2 separate regions of the Homo sapiens genome follow, and region 2 is linked to region 1. Evidence: chromatin contacts called from ENCODE Hi-C or POLR2A ChIA-PET data. All regions are on one chromosome and are shown on one strand. The core of a region is the stretch at or near the end of the contact, and the rest is flanking DNA. Distances in the headings are between cores, read along the strand shown. Region 1 holds the start of AP1B1 (adaptor related protein complex 1 subunit beta 1). Region 2 holds the start of DEPDC5 (DEP domain containing 5, GATOR1 subcomplex subunit).

Region 1 (3,311 bases), core at 386-2,885:
GCAGTACCATCCACGTAATGGAATACTATGCAGATACTGGAAAGTGCCAAGTAGAAATGTATTTACTATTTTGGGAAACTTTTACCAATATTTTGGTGAGTTAAAAAATACCAACAGTGGCTCACGCCTATAATCCCATCACTTTGGGAAGCTGAGGTGGGCAGATCACTTGAGGTCAGGAGTTCAAGACCAGCCTGGTCAACATGGTGAAACCCCCGCCTCTACTAAAAATACAAAAATTAGCTGGGCACGGTGGTGCATGCTTGTAATCCCAATTACTTGGGAGGCCCAGGCAGGAGAATCGCTTGAACCTGGGAGGCAGAGGTTGCAGTGAGCCAAAATCACGACACTGCACTCCAGTCCGGGCAACAGAGCGAGACCCTGTCTCAAAACAAACAAACAAAAAAAAACAAATGATCTATCAAGTTTGGAAGAATATTCACCAAAATATTAAAAGTGATTGTCTTAGGTCAGTGGGATTGCAGATGGTTTTTTTCTTTTTTCTTTTTTTTTTTTTTTGAGACGGAGTCTTGCTCTGTCGCCCAGGCTGGAGTGCAGTGGTGTGATGTCGGCTCACTGCAAGCTCTGCCTCCCGGGTTCACGCCATTCTCCTGCCTCAGCCTCCTGAGTAGCTGGGACTACAGGCGCCTGCCACCACACCCGGCTAATATTTTGTGTTTTTAGTAGAGACGGGGTTTCACCATGTTAACCAGGATGGTCTCGATCTCCTGGCCTTGTGATCCGCCCGCCTCGGCCTCCCAAAGTGCTGGGATTACAGGTGTGAGCCACCATGCCCGGCCATTTTTTTTCTTTTTTTGAGACAGGGTCTGGATCTGTCGCCCAGGCTGGAGTGCAGTGCTGCAATTATAGCTCACTGTAACCTCAACCTCCTGGGCTCAAGCTATTCTCCTGCCTCAGGCTCCCGAGTAGCTGGGACTACAGGTATGAGCCACTGTGTCTGGCTCAAGGTCACTCATCTTAAGAATGGAGGGGTCCAAACTAGAGCTGTAAACCTAGTTTGGACAGAGAGAGACCCCTCTGTAATCCCAGCACTTTGGGAAGCCGAGGCGGGAGGATCTCTCGGGTCCATGATTTCGAGACCAGCCTGAGCAATAAAGTGAGACTCTCTCTACAAAAAATAAATAAGTAAATAATAAGTAATTAGCCGGGCGTAGTGCTGCGCACCTGTGGTCCCAGCTGCTTGGGAGGCTGAGGTGAGAGGATCACCTGAGCCTGGGAGGCGGAGGGTGCAGTGAGCCCAGATCTTCGAGCCACTGCACTCTAGCTTGAGCAACAGAGCAAGACCCTATTTCAAACAAACAAACAAAAAATGAGTGACCTTGAGCAAAACCCTGCCCCTCTTAGAACCTCAGATTTGCCGTCTTTACACAGAAGATGGACTTCAAACTCCCTACGACCTTGCCCGGCCCCCTCACGCTGAATTGGCTAGCGGGATGGTTTCCCAAGGGCTCTGCGGGAGACTGCAGCATAGCAGCGCCGCGGCTGCCGAGGGGTTAATACCGTTGGGCTCTTCCCCTTTTCTTGCCCCGCCCCACGGGCACCACCCCCGCCAGGGTTGTACCCTTGACCCCGCCTTCAGGCCTTGCGTCCACCGGAAGTACCCGCGCGCGGGCAGCTCACTTCCGCCCGGCAGGTGACAGCCGCGGGGCTCCGAGCCGCCGGCAGCCCGGACGCACCGGGAGAGCGAGAGGTGGAGGCCGCGGACATTTTGGTGCCAAGCCGAACCGAGCCGGGGCGCCGGGAGCTATTGGGACCTGCGGGTGAGGAAGCGGGGACCCGGGCGAGCCAGGAGAAGAAGTGGGGCGAGGGGTCAGGGGTCCTAGGTGAGGGGTTTGCGGGGTCAGAGGTCATGAAGAGGACGCGGCGCTGCAGGGGCGCGAGCGACGTCCCCAGCCAGAGGAGGAGGAAGGGCTGAGGGTTCGTTCATTCATTCGCGCCCACTTGGCCGCCGGCCTGTTCCTCGGCCGCCCCATACCCGCAGCACCTCCTGGGGCTTCCGCCCGGAGAGACAGGACTTAGGCCCCGAGGAATTCCCCACTGGCCTGAGGGAAAACTCTTCGGGCTCTGATTTCCTCTTTCGGACTCACCTCCATGGCCATCCTGAGGCCTCCTCGTTGTTCAGGGCGTTATCTCTTTGCCAAGGTTGAAAAAGAAGAAAGAAAAAAAAACTAGAAAACGGTCCCGTGCCGCCCGCCTCCGGCTAGGCACTGGCTTGGTCTTGTTTGTTGGAGCCTCTAAGACAAGTTAACTGAATGGAGACACCGGTGATAATGCTGCAAAATAACGAGGGAGATGCTTGCTAGTGGCTATCGAGTCCCTTCTGTGTACCGGGCACTGTGCTAAGCACTTTCCTTACAATGACACATTTAAACTTCACAGCAACCTTTGTGGGGATTAAATATCCCTATTTTATCGATGAGGACCCTGAGGCACAGAGAGGTTAAATCCCACATGTAAGGTCATTCGGGTAGTAGAGGCAAGGCCAGGTTTTCTGCCAGGCTGTCAGAGACCTGCAAAGTACAGAGACAAAGGAAAGACTGGAGTTAAGGTTGGGGTGTAGGGGATATTTAAGACTTTTAGCCAGACATGGTGGCTCACGCCTGTAATCCCAGCACTTTGGGAAGCTGAGGCGGGTGGATCGTGAGGTCAGGAGTTCAAGACCAGCCTGACCAACATGGTGAAACCCTGTCTCCAATAAAAATACAAAAATTAGCCAGACATGGTGGCGTACGCCTGTAATCCCAGCTACTTGGGAGGCTGAGGCAGGAGAATCGCTTGAACCCAGGAGGTGGAGGTTGCAGTGAGCCGAGATCGTGCGACTGCACTCCAGCCTGGGCCACGGAGTGAGACTCCGTCTCAAAAAAAAAAAAAAAAAAAAGATTTTTAGCTGCCGTTGTATTTATTTGGATTTATGTCACGATGTAGCCTTATTGCTTTTTGTCTGATCTTCATAAGGGGCATTCGACTTACTTTCTTTAGGATAAAACAATCCTACAGGCTGTTGCTATTAGTGATACCTTTCAGGGCAAGAGTCTAAGATTTTCCTGACTTTAGGGAACAGTGAGACACAAAACAGGCTATCCGTGAAAACTATTTGAAGATTGTCGAGAACTTCTCTTCAGAGTGGTTGAGCTGCATTCGTTTTGGTCTAAAAAGAGAGGAACCACATGACCTCTAGGGGATCTTTTGGTCCTAGGTTCTGGAAGAAGGTACCCAGAGGAAGAATCTTTGCCTTTCTGAGAAATATGCAGGCCCCATGGCTTCTTGCCAGAGCAGAGCACGTCTTACTT
Region 2 (3,311 bases), core at 319-2,818, 2.4 Mb before region 1:
AAAAAAAAAGAAAAGAAAAGAAAGGAAAAAAAATAGATGTTAAGAGAAACTATTCTAAAGCCCTTCAACTTTCAGATAAGGTACACTAGGAGCTTGCCCAAGGTCACCAGGAAAATTAGAAGCAGAGTAGATACTCAGACTATAGCTCAGTGCAGAATAACATGCTGTATCCTGCTCCTTCTTCCCATGCCTACAAGCCAGGCAAAGGTTCATGCTTTGATCATACCTGCTCTATGCACATCTATGCCACTTCTCTCTCACTCAATGTAAAAACTGATAAACGATTTTAGTTTCTCTTATCTGCCAAACCAGTGCAGGCTGGAATTTTATGGAACATACACGGAAGATTTGTAATTAATAATGCAATTCAACAAATGAAGGGTAGTAAACCGGCAGCATTCACAATGTTCCTTAAAAGTCTGAATGCAAATGCATTAGAAGGGTCCTGCCATCCTCCTATTGTTACTGTATGACAGTTGCTGCTTTAGTCTGTTTAGTCGCCTGTTTAGCCTCAATTGTCACACGAGTCAGTGTGTAATTTCTAGGTATTGCACACACCAGAACCTCAGCCAACTTACAAAACCTCTAAAGACCAATCGATACTGACCACTGCCCCCAAAGCCCTTCTTGTGGATGACGAGTTTGTAGACCTTTGTTGTTCTCATCTTGCACTGTTTTTCCCTTTAGCTGTTCCAAGCTTGGGGCAGAGAAGTCATCTTGCCTCCCTGCCACAGAAATACAAACGAAAAGGTTGGAATGTCAGATTTTTCCTTGCAACCACTCTTTGATTTTAGGCCAGTGAAGATACTGGTGTTCCTCTGCTGTGAAGTGGTGCCAAGTGACTCTCGGAAGAAGTCACTCCTCCAGTTACAAGGAGCGATGGAGAACAAATAGAACCACAGAATCCAGGAACTAAGGGGAATTCGGGCCAGGGGCTAGTCAAACCTAGGAGAAGATATTCTATCACACCCCCATAGGGGAAGCATTGCGCTGAATGGGTGCTCATCACCTTGTCTCCATCTACACCAATAACACCCAAATAGTAAAGAGATCTTAAAAGAGGTTAGCCCACTCATTTTGTAGATGATGAAAGTGTGACTCCGGGCAAGGGACTTGCTCAAGGTCACTCGAGACTTAAGAGACACTCCCACCATTCTCGTTTTGCTGCCAATGTCCTGAGCAAGGCAACCACAAAGAGGAGGAAGGCAGAAGTTCCTTCCCCAAACCTCGGTCTGTGCGAACTCTCAGCAGACCTTCCCTGACTCCGTTTCACAGCTGAGGCCGTTGAGGCTCAGAGAGGGAGAGAGACTTGTCCAAGGTCACACAGCGGAATGGGGATGGAGCCTGGAACTCGAACCTGGGCCAAGGTCCCCTATCTCAAGCCCCCCCAATCCCCAGTCCGGGGCGGGCAGCTCCACTCACCGAAGCTCTAGAGCCCCTTCCCGCCTCTGGCCGGGGCACTGAGGGCTGGACCCTCTCCAGGTTCCCTGCGCCTCCTCCAGATACCCCGCCTACGCCCGCGCGGCCCGCGCTGTTCCGCCCCTAAGCCTGAAGCGCCTACTAGGCCCGCCCCGACCGTGTAGCGCTCACCTGAGAACCCGCGCCGCTCCGGTGGCTCCGCCCCGGGGCCCCGCCTCCTTCCCGCCCTCGCGCCCCCGCGCCGCTCTCGCCGGGCCTCCGTCTCGTCTCGGTGGCCGCACCACTTCCTCATCCGGGGCTCGAGCCGGGGGCGGGGCGTCGTGTGCGGCCTCTTCCTTGGGCCACCTCCTGGCGTTTCCTGCCCTCGAGCACTAGAGCCTCCCGCCCCACGGAGGAAATCCATTTCCTCCTAGTCTATCCGAAGTAGATCCATGGCCACAGAGCTTCGTTTCCGACTCAGTGATCTCCCCACAGGGGAAACGAGATCCGTCAGAGCTCCGTTTTCTGTTATATGAACGAGGTTAATGACTCATGTGGCCTCATTGGGCAGCTAAGAGGCGCCAACGAGAGTTTCTGGGAGGACTTCTGTAAAATGCAAGGGGCTGAGCACGCGAGAGTTAGGGTGATGGCCTCTGCTGGGAAGTGTCCACTTACGGGGGGCTTTTCAAACCCTTGCAAACTCTAAACGACGTTCTGCGCCCCTCAGGTTATTAATAAGAATGGCTGCCGTGGCTTCATAGTCCTTATGTAATCATTGCATCCCTATTACCTGATGGATGCAGGAGGCAGATACTATCCTATTTCACAAACCAGGAAACAGCCTGAGGACACAAAACCCTTCAGAAGGAAGCAAGGACGAATCCTGACCCGTTCCCAGAACGGGGCCTTTAACCAACATCCTTTGGTCATACCCAGGGCACTGCCTAAACTCGCGTCTGTCAGGATATCTTTCTCTCCAAGCAGAAAACCAGAGAGCTGGGTGGGCTGGGTCAGGCTCTGGCCAAGGACTCCTGACAATTGCCAGCTCCGCCTGCTGCCACTGATACCCCCGCCCCCTAGTCCAGTCCACCGTTTCTGACCTGAGCGGCAGCAACTCGATAGGGACTCCCTGCTTCCCCTCTTGAAGCCAGAGAGACCTTATAACTAGAATCGGTGTCTTGGGTCACGCCTCTCCTCTGCTGCTTCTAATCACACTGACTGCTAAATCTAAACGACACAGCACTTGTCTTAAATTTCTTTATATCTTTAATACTAACAGTGCCCATTTCTTACGGATTTGGAAAACTTAAAAATGTTGAAAGAAAAAACATGTTACACTGTAGTGAAAGATTCTGCAGTGGACCAAGGGGACCCTGGGACAGGACAAGCAACGTTCTTAAGCATGGATGCCTTTATGTTGGGACTCAGGAGAAGTTAGGTAAATAATGCAAGTGTTAAGTAATTGCAATTTTTTTGTTTGTTTGTTTTTTTGTTTTTGTTTTGAGATGAGGTCACCCTCACCCAGGCTGGAGTGCAGTGGCATGATCCCGTCTCACTGCCATCTCTGCCTGCCTGGCTCATGCGATCCTCCCACCTCAGCCTCCTAGTAGCTGGGATTACAGGTGCATGCTCAGCTAATTTTTGTATTTTTTGTAGAGACGGGGTTTTGCCATGTGGCCCAGGCTGGTCTCAAACTCCAGAGCTCAAGTAATCCGTCCGCCTTGGCCTCCCAAAGTTCTGGGATTACAGGCACCAATCACTGTAGCCGGGCCTTTTTTTTCCCCCAAGACCAGGTCTAGCTCTGTTGCCAAGGCTGCAGTGCAGTGGTTCTATCATAGCTCACTGCAACCTCAATTTTCTGGGCTCAAGTGATTCTTCTGCCTCAGCCTCCCAAGGGACTGGGACTACAGGCC

Evidence for each region. A loop is a pair of places that touch in the nucleus more often than their neighbours do. ChIA-PET counts read pairs that join two places held with the same protein, here RNA polymerase II (POLR2A). Pooled maps may share reads with other maps.
Region 2: a map of ascending aorta shows a loop between it and region 1 (12-fold over the local background). The contact joins the promoter of DEPDC5 here to the promoter of AP1B1 in region 1. A Hi-C loop is called at or near these places in 1 of 168 maps with a recorded cell type or tissue (ascending aorta) and 8 of 50 pooled maps. POLR2A ChIA-PET finds 5 or more read pairs at or near these places in 1 of 52 experiments (naive thymus-derived CD8-positive, alpha-beta T cell).

Annotation. Positions count from the first base shown.
Region 1 is chr22:29,386,894-29,390,204 of GRCh38, reverse strand. AP1B1 (adaptor related protein complex 1 subunit beta 1) reads left to right here and starts at 1,635. Exons shown (of 23, transcript NM_001127.4): 1 at 1,635-1,781. It also overlaps a transcript of RFPL1 not described here.
Region 2 is chr22:31,752,276-31,755,586 of GRCh38, reverse strand. It overlaps DEPDC5 (DEP domain containing 5, GATOR1 subcomplex subunit), which reads right to left and starts at 1,568. Exons shown (of 43, transcript NM_001242896.3): 1 at 1,423-1,568; 2 at 608-725. The coding sequence starts at 665. RefSeq lists a silencer at 1,494-1,803.